2 separate regions of the Homo sapiens genome follow, and region 2 is linked to region 1. Evidence: chromatin contacts called from ENCODE Hi-C data. All regions are on one chromosome and are shown on one strand. The core of a region is the stretch at or near the end of the contact, and the rest is flanking DNA. Distances in the headings are between cores, read along the strand shown. Region 1 overlaps VWA8 (von Willebrand factor A domain containing 8). Region 2 overlaps VWA8 (von Willebrand factor A domain containing 8).

Region 1 (7,746 bases), core at 2,305-4,804:
AAACTTTTTTAAAAAAACACTGAGTATAGAAGGAACATACCTCAACACAATGAAAGCCATATATGACAGACCTACAGCTAGTATCATACTTGTGTTAGTCCGTTTTTGTACGACTATAAAGAAATATCTGAGACTGAGTAATTCATAAAGAAAAGAACTTTAATTGGCTCATGGTGCTGTACAGGACACATGACGCTGGCATTTTCTTGTCTTATGGGGAGGCTTTAGGAAACTTAAAATCATGGCAGAAGGCAACGGGGGAACAAGCACTTCACATTGTCAGAGCAGGAGAAAGAGAGAGAGGCAGGGAGGTACCACAAACTTTTAAACAACCAGATCTCATGAGAACTCACTCACTGTCATGAGACCATCACCAAGGGGAAATCCACCCCCATGATCCAGTCATCTCCCACCAGGCCCCACCTCCAACACTGGGGATTAGAATTAGACACAAGATTTGGGCAGGGACACAGATCCAACCCATATCAATACTGAATCGGAAAAACTGGAAGCCTTTCCTCTAAGATCTGAAACAAGGCAAGGATACACACTTTCACCTCTGTTATCCAACACAGTAGTGGAAAACCTACCTAGAGCAACTGGATACAAGAGAGAAATGAAAAGTACTCAAACTGGAAAGGAAAAAATTACATTATCCTTGTTTGCAGATGATATGAGCTTATACTTGAAAAAAAAACCTAAAGACTCCAACAGAAACCTATTAGAATTGATCAACAAATTCATTAAAGTTGCAGGACACAAAATCAACATACAAAAATCAGTAGCGCTTCTGTATGTCAAAAGTGAACAATGTGAAAAAGAAATAAAAAAAGTAATCCAATTTACAACAGCTACAAATAAAATAATATATATAAGAATAAACTTAACCAAAGAAGGGAAAGACCCCTACAATGAAAACTATAAAACACTGATGGAGGAAATTGAAGAGGATGCTAAAAAATGGAAAGATATTCCATATTTATGGATTGGAACAATCAATGCTGTTAAAATGTCCATACTACCACAAACAATCTACAGATTAAATGCAATCCCTATCAAAATATTAATGACATTCTTTACAGAAATAGAAAAATAATCCTAAAATTTATATGAAACCACAAAGACCCAGAATAGCCAAAGCCATCTTGAGCAAAAAGAACAAAACTGAACCAATCATATTACCTGACTTCAAATTATACTATAGAGCTATGTAACCAAAACAGCATAGTACTAGCATAACAGATACATAGACCAATGGAACAGAATAGAGAACCCAGAAACAAATCCATACACCTACAGTGAACTCATTCTTGACAAATGTGTCAAGACCATACATTGGGGAAAGGAGAGTTTCTTCAATAAATGGTGCTGGGAAAACTGGATATCCATAAGCAGAAGAATGAAAGTAGACCCTATCTCTTGCCATATACAAAAATCAAATCAAAATGGATTAAGAATTAAATCTAAGACCTCAAACTATGAAACTACTAAAAGAAAGCATTGGAAAAACTCTCCAAGACATTGGTCAGGACAAATATTTCTTAAGTAATTCCCCACAAGCATAGGCAACCAAAGCAAAAATGGGACAAATAGGATCACATTGAGTTAAAAAGCTTCTTGGGCAGCAAAGGAAATTGTCAATGAAGTGAAGAGACAACCCACAGAATGGGAAAAAATATTTGCAAATCATCCATCTGACAAGGGATTGATAAAATATATGAATTTAAACAACTCAGTAGGAAAAAGCCTAATAATCTGATTATACAATGCATGAAAGATCTGAATAGAAATTTCTCAAAAGAAGAGATACAAATGGCACACAGGTATATGAAAAGGTACTCAACATCACTGATGACTAGAGAAATGCAAATCAAAACTATAATGAGGTATCACCTCACCCCAATTAAAATGGCTTTTATCCAAAAGATAGGCAATAACAAATACCAGCAAGTAAGTGAAGAAAAGGGAACCCTTGTACACTGTGGGTGGAAATGTAAATTAGTATAACCACTATAGAGAACTATATGGAGTTCCTCAAAAAAAGAAGAAAAAAAAATAACTAGAACAACCATATGACACACCAATCCTAGGTATAGGCTAGGTATATGCCCGGTATATGCCCAACAGAAAGAAAATCCATATATTGAAGAGAGGTCTGTGCTACCATGTTTATTGAAGCACTATTCACAATAGCTAAGATTCGGAGGCAACCTAAGTGTTCATCAACAGACAAATGGATAATGTTGTACACACACACAATAGAGTACTGTTCAGCCATAAAAAAGAATGAATGAAGTTCTGTCATTTGCAACAACATGGATGGAACTACAGCACATTATTTAAACTGAAATAAGCCATGCATAGAAAGACAAACTTCACATGTTTTCACTCATTTCTAAAAGCTAAAAATTAAAACAATAGAATTCACAAAGAGAGACTAGAAGGATGGTTACCAGAGGTGGGAAGGGTAGTGAGAATTGGGGAAGGGAATGGTTAATGGGTACAAAAACATAGATAGAATGAAGATCTAGTATTTGATAGCATAACAAGGTGACTATAGTCAACAATTTATTGTTCATTTTTAAGTAACTAAAAGTATAATTGGAACGTTCATAATGCAAAGAAATGATAAATGCTTAGGGTGATAGATATGGCATTCACCCTGTTGTGATTATTACATATTCTATGCCTGTATCAAAGTATCTCATGTACCCCATAAATATATACTGACCATGTACCCATACAAATTAAGGATAAAAATTTATTTTATTTTATTTTATTTTTAATAAATAAAAGAGGTTTTATTTTGGCTCATGGTTCTGCAGGCTGTACAGGAAGCATAGTACCAACATCTGCTTCTGGTGATGCTGGGACCAAAAATTAATTTTAAAAGATAATATGTTGTATTAAATAAGTTCTAATCAGTGAAGGCAAGGCTGAAATAGCTCTACATTCAGACCAATATATTTTGAAGAATTGGGAATATGCACCATCAGTTAAACTTATCTTATAGTTTTAGTGAAGATCCAGAAACTTACACGCAGTGAGAAAGAATATGTTTACCTGGAAAGGCAGGCTTTAGTAACAGCACTGTGAAGATTTTCATTAGGATACTGTGACAGCCGACGAGAAATTCGCAACAGTTGTCTGGTAGAAAGTGATGCCGCTAATGATTGTGCCTATCAAAAGACAAATACATTGTGTTAAGAGTCTTGTTTCAACTTGCTAAAGTCCCTTTAGATGGATATCACAGCAGAATTCATTATTACTGAAGGGGTAAGGCCAAACTTAAAGTATGTGCTGTTAATTAATTACAAATCAAAATAAACAGAAACCAATTTACACTTAAAACATCCTTGAAGATAGTTTTTAAAAAATCTAAAGTATTTATCAATTAAATTTAATTAATGTATTTTAATTGTGCTAAGTTGGAGATGGGAGGGGCAATGGGGGAAGGATGTTACATAACAAAGGTCACACTGGACTTAGGCTGTATGATTGACTGTTCACTTTTTCTCCTTACACAAAGCCAAGGTGTTAAGATACCACGGAAATGTTTAAAGCTTTAAGCAAATCGGTGGTTTCTAAAATAGCCAAAAAGAGTTGTAAACAATTTAGGCTGTTGGCCACAGAGGTGTCAACCAATTTGTCACTTGTGCTGCAGCTTGCTGTTTTGAATCCTTCCCCTATGCTGTCAGAATACTTTCACTTTGCTATATTACATTTCCCAAAATTCCACGAATAGAGTTGCTAGTACAGAACTCAGGACATGGTCAGTACTCAATAAATATTTGTTGAAATTCTTTTGGCAGGCAGCATAACATAATGGTAAAGTTTATAGGCTTTTGAATCAGATAAGTCGGTATCCTATTTATTAGCTGTGTTACCTTGGCAAATTACTTAACCTTTCCAAGGCTCAGTTCCCTCAACTTTAAAATGGCAATAGTAATGCCCTCACCTTTAAGGTTGTTATGAAGGTTAAATTAGAAAATGATTCTAAAGTGCTTAGCACATGTCACACACATATGGGTGCTCAACGAATGGCAACAACTGTTATTTAAAAATCAGCCTCTTCAAAATGAAAACAAAAAACCCAGCAGAGAAAGGTGATGGGACCTACATATTAGCATATATTTAGTAAATGAGATTATTACTGGCCTAATTCCTAACTTAGATCAGCAGCATTAGAAGACAGTGATTATCACTGAAAACCACAGGACAGAAGCACTTTTGAAGCAACTGGACCTTTGGGAGGGCAAGGCAGGTCAGTATGAAATGTCACAGAGGGTGATAAGGGCAGTAAAGTGGCCCTGAGAACTCAAGGGCCTAGAAAAGAGGACTCTATGAAATTAACAAAGGGTTCAGAATGGATGAGGGGAGAATGTCAAAGACACACTGCACATTTGCTTGTTTTAATGTTCCACCTAAGGTCATCTCCGTATGTCCCAAAGAAGAAAAAAATAATTTATTTATCCTTCCTTGTGTATTTCACATCTCCATAAGATATTGGTTTGCTGTTAGTATTCTATCTCAGCTACAACATTAGTATTATATTTCCTTTGGGAATTAGGTTGGAAGCATGACCACCACATATCCTTTCTTCTATTAAAAAACACATTCTAAGTTTCAAAGAACTCAATTACAAGCAGACATTGGTCCATTCTTGTTTTCAATTAATTTGCATTCCAGATATGGAGACAATATTCAAATATAATAAATCATAAATTACAATTCAAAATAGTATATACTTCAATGCTAAAATAAGTGGAACAGTAGACAGCTGTTATAGGCAGTTAAAATATTCAAATGGGCATGAGAAATCCTCTCATCAAAGGCATGAAAGCAAAAGTAATGGAACCACAAGTAGAACATGAGGAAATGAGACCAGCTTTACTAGAAGGTCCTGCTGGAAGGCTTGCTCTCAAACAACAAAGACCTATGAATGACACTCTGACGGGTTTGGCTTTATTCTTAAAGGCACTAGGATTCTGCTATGTGTAAAGTCGTAACATGATTTTCAAATCAGGTTATTACTAGCCTACTTCCTAATTTAAATCAGCAGCAGCATAGAAAGTGGATGAAGGACAGAGAGAACTGAGACAGGAAACAGAAAGCTACTTCAATAATCTGCCTATAAAAGGAAAAAGTCCTACAGTAAGGTTATGGCAACAAGAATGGAGAGGTAGGATACAACAAACTTGGCAACTGACTTGCTATGAGAAAGAAACATGTATTGAGGATAAAATTCAGGCAATGTGACTGATATCAAAAGTCAAATATAACTCAGAAATTCCCATTTTTAATACCTAGGACCATGAAAAATTCATATTTTAATCATAAAAAATATTTGACAAATGACTCTAACCAGAGGATTCTTATAAGAGTCCTGTTAAACCATAGGGTATAACATTCTAATCTCATTCTAAGCATGACACTGAATTCAGGCTTCACATTTCATTCCAGTCATCAATAAGGAATGCTCATATATTTGAACACCAATTCTCCAGTTCTTCTAGTTGAAAGCACCAAAATGCTTTGCAGTAATAACCAGGGTTGAGAAAATGAGAGATAAGCTTTGTGTTGAGCCATTTAAGTGTTGAATAAAGGGTTTGGTAATCTCTGCTCTCACATTATTATCAATTAAAAATTGAGAGTATACTTTAAAAATTCCTAATGTATTTAACATTTATATCAAATTTCTAACTGCAGTTTTATCTTGCAAAAAAAAAGGGGGGCGGTGAAGATATGAAGCACATTCCCCTAGTTACCATGGTTATACAGTTTAAGAGTACACCTCGAAGGGGTTGTTCATATTAACATGATTAGTAATACTTCAGCTTAAAAACATAAAGGTTCTCATCAGAAATTATTAAACATTATTTTTCTATTCTTCATTTTTATAAAAGAATGAAAATGTAGCATGTTCTAAAGGAGAGAAAACTCTAGGGACAATCTGTTAATAAAATTTTAATTAATCAATTTATTCATTAATTCACCAAAGATTTAAGTGTCTATTATGTGCCAGGCCGCAGGCTGGGAAATGGGACTTAGTCTCAAGGAGCTCAAATAGCAACTGGGGAAATAAAAGTAAATTATAATACAACTGCAATAGGTCAACAATATATAATACAACTTGCAAATATATGTCAAGTGTCATGAAAGCAGATTGGAGATATTAGTTACTGCTGCCTAAGGGGGCTGAGAGAGACTTAAGAGAAGAGAGAAACTAAGGGACAACTGGATGTAGGGAAAGCACATTCTAGGCATTATCTAAGGCAGAGACATTTGAGTATAAGCGGTATTAGAAAATAGCAAGAAGCTAAGTGTGGGAAGAGCTGAGGATGCTTCAAGAGAGTTTGTAGAAACTGAGGCCTGATGAGCAGCTTAGGGTCAGAGGGAACTCAGCAGGCATGTTTAGCAGGCTGTCTTCAGTCTACAGGCAAAGAGAGTCAATCCCTTAACGGTTTTAAACAAGGGGAAGAACTTAGGAAATGGATTTGGGAAAGATCATTCCAGGGACAATATGGAAGATTCATCCATCCATTTATTTAACAGATACTTGTGGAATACATTACTAATCTCTAACTTTGTTCTCTGTAGTATTGCCAACATTTGCAACTTTGCACAGTAGGAACACTGTGCAAATCAGGAATAGCTACTGTGCAAAGTTCCAGATGCTGGGGAGACTACAGGGAACAAAGAAAAAACCCCTGCAATCCTGGAACTGAAATCCGAGAGAAGGAAGATAGACAACAAAAAATTAGTGAGTAAAACATACATTATGTCAAAGAGTAAGAAGCCCTATAAAGAATCTTAAAGCAGAAAGAGGGATAGAAATAAAATGGAATAGAAATTTGACTCTAGAGAGCTTCAGGAAGGCCTCACAGAAAAGGTGACCACCTGAGCAAATCCCAAAAAGGAAAGTGAGTAAACATGCAGCTATCCAGGGAAGAATAATCTAGGTAGAGGAAAACACCAAGTGGCAAAGGCCCTGAGGCAGGCACTAGTAAGTTCAAGGAAAAACAAAGACACCACTGTAGCTAAAAACAATGGGTAAAGGAGAAAGTATTTGGAATGAGGCCCCAGAGGGGGATTAAGTATTTGGAATGAGGCCCCAGAGGGGACCTGTGACAGCCAGAAAGTGACCACCCTTATCCTCCCAAAAATCCACATCCTAATCTCTGGAAACTGTCAATGTTACTTTCTATGGCAAAATTGACTTTGCAAATAAGATTAAGATAAGGATTTTGAGATGTGGAGATTATGTTGCACTATGTGTGTGGACCCTAAATGTAATCCTCCTTGTAGGAGGGAGAAAGAGGGAGATTTGACACAAACACAGGGGAGAAGGTAATGTAAAGATGAAGGCAGGATTGATATGGTGAGTCCACTAGTCAAGGAATGCTGGCAGCCACCAAAACCCAGAAGGGGCAAGGAATAGATTCTCCCCTGGAGCCTCCGATGGAGTGCAGCCTTGCTGACACTTTGATTCTGGCTCAGTCATACTGATTTCAGACTTTTGTTGTCCAGACAAAGAAAAAATAAATTTCTATTATCTTAAGCCATCAATTTATGGTAACTTGTTACAATAGCAACAGGAAATTACTAGAGAGTCATATGATGAATGAATTATTGGTAAAGAAGGCAGTCAAGAGGATATAATATTCCAGGAGAAAGATTATGAAATCCACTACTAGGACAGTTACTGACAATAGATAAGAGAACAGATGAGACATCAAGATGCTT
Region 2 (7,746 bases), core at 3,605-6,104, 110 kb after region 1:
ACAAATCACCCTTTGATGTCAGCATTTGTTTCAAATAATGACTAATTCTGATATTTTTTATAAATTCTTAATCTTATTTTATTTCATAGCTTACAAAGTTAAGACCCTTAGAAATTGACAAGAATTAACTGCTCACCAAGTACTGCATAGCAATAGAGCGTCGAAGAGGCCCAGGAGGTCCTATTAGAAAAACATCTTGCCCCAAAAGATCCTTCTGCATTATCCATCTTAGATGCTGAACTACAGATTGAGCCAGAGAGTCTGAAACTATAAAGAAAAAAGAGAAAATGAAGTGCAAATTTAAGTATTACTTATAATATAAATCTCCAAGTAATGTGGACATATTTATATATATATATAACGTATATAAAATATGTGTTTATCTGTGTATTTATAAACATATGTATATAAATATATATAAACATATGCATATGTTTATCTGGACAAACATGTAGACACCTGCTGAATTTTCACATAGTTTTACAATAAAACCATTATTGTCGATGCTAAAACAAGATTAAGTTTATAATATCACAAAGAATTACATATTCCTTACTTGAAAGCTTTCCATAACATTTGAATAATAACCTATAACTGTTCCTAACGAAATAAAAGCGATCTTCAAGGATGATTTGAGGAACTGATTTGATTAATCACAATTTTATAGTCCAATCTTTTTGTTCTAAAAGAGAGATATGATCAAATCATCCCAGATAGTTAATGATTATCATAGTCTTAAAAAATCTGAGAAAAGCATACTACAACTTAAGTTGGTAATGGGTTGTAAGATCATGGTTAGAAAATTTGATGTAGACTTAAAACTACTTCTTTAGAATTAACTATTTAAGTCTATTCTTCTATACCAAATTCTTTTGTGAATAGAAGACCACCCCATGCAACGCCCTTCCAGGTCTACTATTAAATCACCCCATCAATGTGCTCATCTTCTAACTCAGCATTTTCTAAAATGTTTAAATTAATACAATTAGTTTGGTTTTGCTCATATGTAAATCACCCAGTGAGTCCATTCCTGGGTATAAAAGAAAAACTCATAACCTTGTACATCAAGAGACATGTATAATACTCAGAGCAGAACTGTCCAAAATAAAACTGGAGACAGAACAATGAATAAATACACAGAATGAAATATTATACAGCAACAAAAACAGAATAAAAGACCCCCACTTCCAATGATATGCTTAACCCTTAAAGGTATAATATTGAGTGAAAAAAAATAAGAATAAATCATGTATAATACCATTTTAATAAATCTCAGTAAACTAGCAAATGAATTCTTTAGAAATAGATATATATGTGATAAAACAGTACTTGAAAAAGCAAAACAGCAAGGGAATTGTAAGTTGATGATAACTGGATACCTGGGGGTAAGGAGTGGCCATGGAATCAAAGAGATTCTTATGTATAGCTTCAAGGATATTGGTAATATTCTAGTTTTTACATTAGATGTGGGTTACAGTGTTTATTATGTTGCATTTTATACAGACAGACACAGACATCTGTATTACATAATGTCTTTTGTATGTAGCAAATATTCCACACGTGCTAAACTTTGTTTAATCACCCCACTGAGGTCACGGATTAGTTCAAAGATCCAACTAAGAAAGCCTAGGACTAAATATCTAGTGCTTCTAGTGCTTCTCCTCCTCTGACAGCACAATATTGTTAGGATAGTCTCTCCTGTACTCCCCTGCCCCAAAGAAAGCAAACATTTAATCTTTGGAAAAGATAATTTTCTGATTTTCATTATTCTGATAGGAAGATCAAGGACAAGGTTTTGGGTAAATTGTTTGGTTTATCATGTCACTGGAGTCACACTAAAGCATATTATAATCTCCCCAAAACAAATGCCCATATGTCTGAGACTCATTACTTCAAGTAGAACTGTTTGGTTTCTCTCTTGTTTTTACAAATCCTCTAAGACATTCATCCCTAGCAGGATAAAATCCCTAAGACATGCATCCCTAGCGGGATAAAAGTTGGTTCCTGGAAGGGGGACTTGAAAAAAATGTTTAGATGTTACAATAGTTTGTGGTCCTCGGCCAGGCATGGTGGCTCACGCCTGTAATCCCAGCACTTTGGGAGGCCGAGGCAGGTGGATCACCTGAGGTCAGAAGTTCAAGACCAGCCTGGCCCACATGGCGAAGCCTGTAGTCCCAGCTACTCAGGAGGCTGAGGCTGAAGAATCACTTGAACAGGGGAGGCAGAGGTTGCAGTGAGCTAAGATCACGCCACTGCACTCCAGCCTGGGCGACAAAGTGAGACTCCATCTCTAAAAGGACACAGTACATAAGCAGATATATAACATATCTATGGTATTCAAGTTTCTTGGGGTTAGGAAGGAATAATAACAGGGAGAAAATATCCGCAGGAGAGTAATAAAGAAAAGTAGATTGAAAAATACTGCTCTAAGAACCTATACTTTTTAGCAATCTATTAGGTAGTTTCATGATGCTAGCATGCAACTGGCCTGAGTCTAGAGAGTTAATCTTATTTATAACTATCACATGCCCTTTTACCTATTTTCTTTTCTACTTGAAGCTTAAATCAATCTTTATAATATACAGTCTATTCTTTCTTGCTTCAAGACAAGTCAGCCTCCTTGCTGTTTAAGGATGAAACAAAATAAGAGTTAAGACACCTTAACTTCTTTATTAGTAAAACTACACAATGTTCTCTATGCTGTAAATCTATTACCTCTTCCTACTCTGATATCAAACATATAATTAAAAACTTAAAAACACTTTGGGTTTTTTCTTTACATTTTCATAAATCTCAGCTTAATTTGGCCACAGGCATTCTCTATAGTACTCTCACAGTTTTGTGTCACTTTGTATTCAACTTTGGCAATGTGCCTGACCTTCCATTATCTGGACTTGATAATTTAAAATCCAAAATTTGTAAAGTTCTAGAAGTTCAAGCCAAGTTGGTTTCTTTAACTTCCTCCCACCTTTTATTATTTATGACTATTGGTAACTGTTTATAATTATGGAGTCTCAATTTAGTTCTATACTTCCAGTTTGTTTTGAATGTTTTGACCTTGGAACCATAATCATTTTCAAGATTTTTTAAAATCTAAGGTAGCAGTTCCTAATCAAATGTGAGGCCTGCCCCTCATAAATTGTCTGTATAATAAAGTGCTGATGTTTAGGAATAACTTATCTTTTCATTTTTTGAAGCAAACTGGAGCAGAATTGAGGTTATAGCCATAATAGAGACATTTGTACAGCAGTGTACTTTCTTAAGTAGAAGAGAAAAGCATGGAGTTATTTAAAGCTAGAGCCCTGGGAATTATGTATAATCATGTTTATGCTCCTGGGAGTGTCTTCCACTTCAGCATGATGCACATGTACTGAGAAACACTGCCTTAAGGCACATCTGACTAGTCTCAGTCCTTCCTTTATTCTTAGCACTCAGCAGTGGTTCTCAACTGGTGACCATACTGCTACCATTCTAGGCCTGCCAGGAGGCATTTGGAAAATGTCTGGGAGTACTTTGGGTTGTTGTAAAGCTTTGGGAAATGAGAAATAATTTGGTACACCACTGATATTTTGTGATGGTAAATGCAATGACCAAGATGGTCTCATCCTGCCCAGTATGTCAATGGCACCATAGTTGAGAAATATTGTGTAGTCATTATTTTTTCTCAAGGCCTCTGTTGCCTGCACACCACTAATGAGTTTGTCACAATTAAGCCCAGAGAAAGAGTTTCTCTCTATTTCCTTTACCTTCTGAAAGATAAAACTTTTAGCGAGGAAATCAGTAGAGAATAAGTTCTACCTTTAGAGTAAGTCTGTAGGAGTTGTCAGGATATCTAAGGCTCTCATCATCACATTCCAATTTTACATAAGTTTCTTAATACATATAAGCTACTTCTGAATCCCATGGCTGGCCTTGTAGTCTATGGCATACCTTCACAAAGAAAATACATTTTCCCTGCTTTTATTCTCCCTCAATAACAATACTAATAATGGCTATAATTTATTGCATTCCTATCAGGTACCAGGTAAACATACAAACGATTTTTCACATAGGATCTCATAACAATTCTAGAAAGCAGCAGACCTATTGTATAAAGACACAGATTCAAGACAGATTGGCTGGGTTCAAATTCCAACTCTACTATTTACTAGCTATGTAACCTTAATCAAGTTATTTAACCTCTCTGCTCAGTTTCCTCATCTGTATAATAGATACAATTGTACTTACTTATAAAGTTGTTATGAGGATTATATTAAGCACTTAGAACAGTGTCTAATAACAGTAAATGCTGTGTTTGTTAAATACTCATTACTCCCATTTTACAATAAGAAAATCAAAATTGGAAATGTAGTATCATTTGTCTATAGCTGCTAAGTCCATAAACCAAGATTTATACCTAAGTTGTTTAAGTCCAAAACTTGTATTTCAGTCATTATGTTCTACAGTCCCTCCAAAAGCTTTTCAACAGGTGTCCAGCTTCAGGTGCAAGACTTTCCCTACAAGTGTGGACCTCTCAGGGCTACATCAAATTTAGCAGACTTGCTGTTCCAGCCATTAGTTCTACTTCTTTTTGGTGGTATCAATGGTATGTTTTATTCCTTTTATTAAAATTTCAAAGTTATTTTGTAATGAATATTATGTTATCAGAGGATCTACTTCTCAAAGAAAATCCAACTTTCACTTATTCATGTTTTAGTATAGCGTATTTTACCAAAAAGCATGTCTATATTTAATTTGTCAGGAAATTGCACTAAACTACTGAAAGAAAGCATCATGCAGTGCTATGTGGTATCTGTGGTATATTTTACATTAATGCTTGAAACTAGCTGTATTTTTAGAATGGCCTCAAGAAAACATGAGTCATACTTAAAAGCACGCCAGAAATAGAAACAAGATTCAAGACTGTACATTACGAACATCTGCAAAACAAAGTGCCAAACTGCCATGCATAACCTAATATAAACATAGCACAGTACACGAGAGAAATCCCCAACTTCAATGTTTTCAGGCACAAAATGCTACCTTCCAGGAGTCCACATAATAATAAACCGATGTCAAAATAATCCCAAAGAGCTTGATCCTATATTCTAAGATTCCTTTTCTATGTAAAGATAAAAACATGTAGTTCATACTGGCCTAAATCCCTGATTCAATTCCTAACCAATATTTGTTTTCAAAAAATATGTACTATTTTTTGCCCAGCCATATTCAAAGGCTTTAAAGTAATTTTATCATAGTTATCTAAATTATAATTTTCTCCCTTCATGAACTCAAATTTTCATACATATAAAAGTTAAAATTAAAATTCTAGAAAATTAAGCATAGGTCAGATTCTATTATAATAAATCCTTCAAAACTGTTGATGTTTTCTTAGTATCCCAAAAAGCAGCATAATATAATGGAGGAAAAAAAAAAGTCTTTGAAGCCAGACAGACCTACTGTGATTTTTCATCCTGTCTTTTATCCATGTCCTTAGACAAGCATTTTGACTCTTTCAGGTCTGTTTCCTTATTTTCTTTTTTAAATTTTTTAAATTATACTTTAAGTTCTGAGATACATGTGCAGAACACGCAGATTTGTAGTTTCCTTATTTTCAAAATAAAGATAATAATACTTATTGAGTATGGTTTGTGAGGATTATAGGTAAAGCACCATGCCCAGTCCCTCAGCCAATGAGAACCAGGTACGGGAGAATTATTCAAGTCTCATCCTCACCTGCAAACTCCTATCTCTGCTGTGTACCCTGGACACCAGGCTGTATAGTGTGGATTTGGTGGATATGAATAGGCTCCTGAGTTTACACTCAAATTACCTGCTGGGCCTAGAGGCAAATCTGAAGAATAAGGGAGAAAGGAACCCAGTACTTACTACATCCTCACTGGTAAAGCCTATGTTAGAGTACTTTCACTTGACATTTCATTACCATTTCATCACCCCACAAAATAGCTCAGAAAGAATCTACATCTAGGCCCATAACATGCCCCTGAATTTGATTTTTCTACCACATCACAACACAAGATTTCAAAGGAAGCATGACTAACCTCCTCACTGCAACTACGTGCTCATCTGCTAAACTTTCCCCTATTTACCATGTAACATTCTGTAGTTAGATATAATGGACATGAAGGGTGAAAATATTTAGCACCAAAGTCCTCATTATTTACAACACGAACTAACTGAACTAAAAAATTAATTTATTCACACAGCTATATTTATTAAGGACCTACTATATGCTCAGCACCAAGAATACAAAGATGAATAAAATAAGGTTCTTTGAAGACATCAAAAGAAAAATACATATATAAAACATCAGCTTACGTAGCTTATATAAAGCCAATCATTTATAAAGTGGGCTGATGTTTCTATGATCCAATATAGCTGTTATCAAAACTAAATCTACAGCACTGGCCAGCACAGTGCTCAGCACAGAGAAGATATTCAGCTTTTCTTAAAATTGGAAAAATTCATCAATATGTATGAAATAATTATACATATCCATATTCAATGACTAAGTGTCATGTTGTTCACTTTTTGTGTAAGGGTACAAAAATAAGAGTATACATGTATATTTGCTTGTGTTTGTATAGAAAAATGCAAGACAGATTCCCCTGAAACTAATACTGTGAGAATTAACATGAATGAAAATAGGGGTGAATATATAATTTCTCAATGTATATCTTTTTATATTGTTTTGATTTCTGAATGACAAAAATATATTAGTTCTGCAAAAAAGTTATTTTTTTAAAGTCATGCTTTAGAAAATATTTTACATAAGGAAATGTCCACAATATGTTGCTTTATGAAAATGGTCTGTACATACAAAAGTATGGTCTGCAAATAAAAAAAGGTAAGAAAACATTCTGTATATACAAAATAGTATATACAGTACATACTATTATTTTCTTAAATGATACACATATACATAGTCATTTTTTAAAACACTAGATACGTTTCACAAAGATTCAAGCCATACAAAGTGTGTTCTCCGACCAAAATTAAATTAAATTAGAAATTAGTAATAAAAAGATCTTTGGAAAATCTCCAAATATTTAGAGACTAAACAGCATAATTCTACATAGCACATGGGATCATTGCTAAGTGGTATCAGTAAGATGGCTGACTTGAAGTTCCTAGCACTCCTCCCCCATAAAAAAACCAAGCCAAACAAATGAAAAAACGACATTTCCACCAAAATAAATAAAGGAGAGCCCTGGAGAACTGCAAAGGAGTAGGAGAAATCCTGTAGAGCACAGAAACCCAGGATGGCCACATAGAGAAGGAAAGGAAACTTTGCCTCTGCCAAGGATGATCTCAGCCCCTATTTGGGGATCAGCTTGGACCCAGGAGGTATTTCTCTCTGCAGGAAAAAGGTAAGCAGAAGGACACTACCAGCTCGCATCACTACTATGGATACCTGCAGTCTTTGCTACCAGAGATTCCTGCAGTCCTCACAGGCTCTGAGCCCAGCTGAGGGAGCTCCCCAGAGTACACATTCTGTGCTACTCCCAGAGAACAAACCGACACTGTGCCTTACCCCAGTCCCCTGCCTGAGCTGCTACTGTGTTGTAACCAGAGCCACTGCTCCAGTGCATCCTGTTCCAGGGATGGGTAGTCATTGCACCCCTCCATCCTGGAGGCTTTGCCATCACTGCAGCACAGCTACCTGGTAGCCCCCAATCCCTGAATTTAGCTACTGCTATGCTCCAAGTTACCCTGAAGCTGCTCCATCCCCTGCATCCCAGACAT

The links. A loop is a pair of places that touch in the nucleus more often than their neighbours do. Pooled maps may share reads with other maps.
Region 2: a loop to region 1 is called in a map with no recorded cell type, with 12 times the contacts of the local background. The contact joins two enhancer-like sites. A Hi-C loop is called at or near these places in 6 of 37 single-sample maps with no recorded cell type and 9 of 50 pooled maps.

The regions. Positions count from the first base shown.
Region 1 is chr13:41,808,162-41,815,907 of GRCh38, forward strand. VWA8 (von Willebrand factor A domain containing 8) reads right to left here. Exons shown (of 45, transcript NM_015058.2): 17 at 3,064-3,179. Among named protein-coding and RNA genes, the nearest start is that of VWA8, 150 kb to the right of the region's middle. RefSeq lists an enhancer at 4,751-4,800. Within about 2 kb of position 3,555, at least 2 of the 41 ENCODE cell types and tissues checked have a DNase peak (open chromatin) inside an H3K27ac peak, as active enhancers do.
Region 2 is chr13:41,911,902-41,919,647 of GRCh38, forward strand. It overlaps VWA8 (von Willebrand factor A domain containing 8), which reads right to left. Exons shown (of 45, transcript NM_015058.2): 3 at 137-267. Among named protein-coding and RNA genes, the nearest start is that of VWA8, 45 kb to the right of the region's middle. RefSeq lists enhancers at 4,795-4,874, 5,984-6,103. Within about 2 kb of position 4,855, at least 6 of the 41 ENCODE cell types and tissues checked have a DNase peak (open chromatin) inside an H3K27ac peak, as active enhancers do.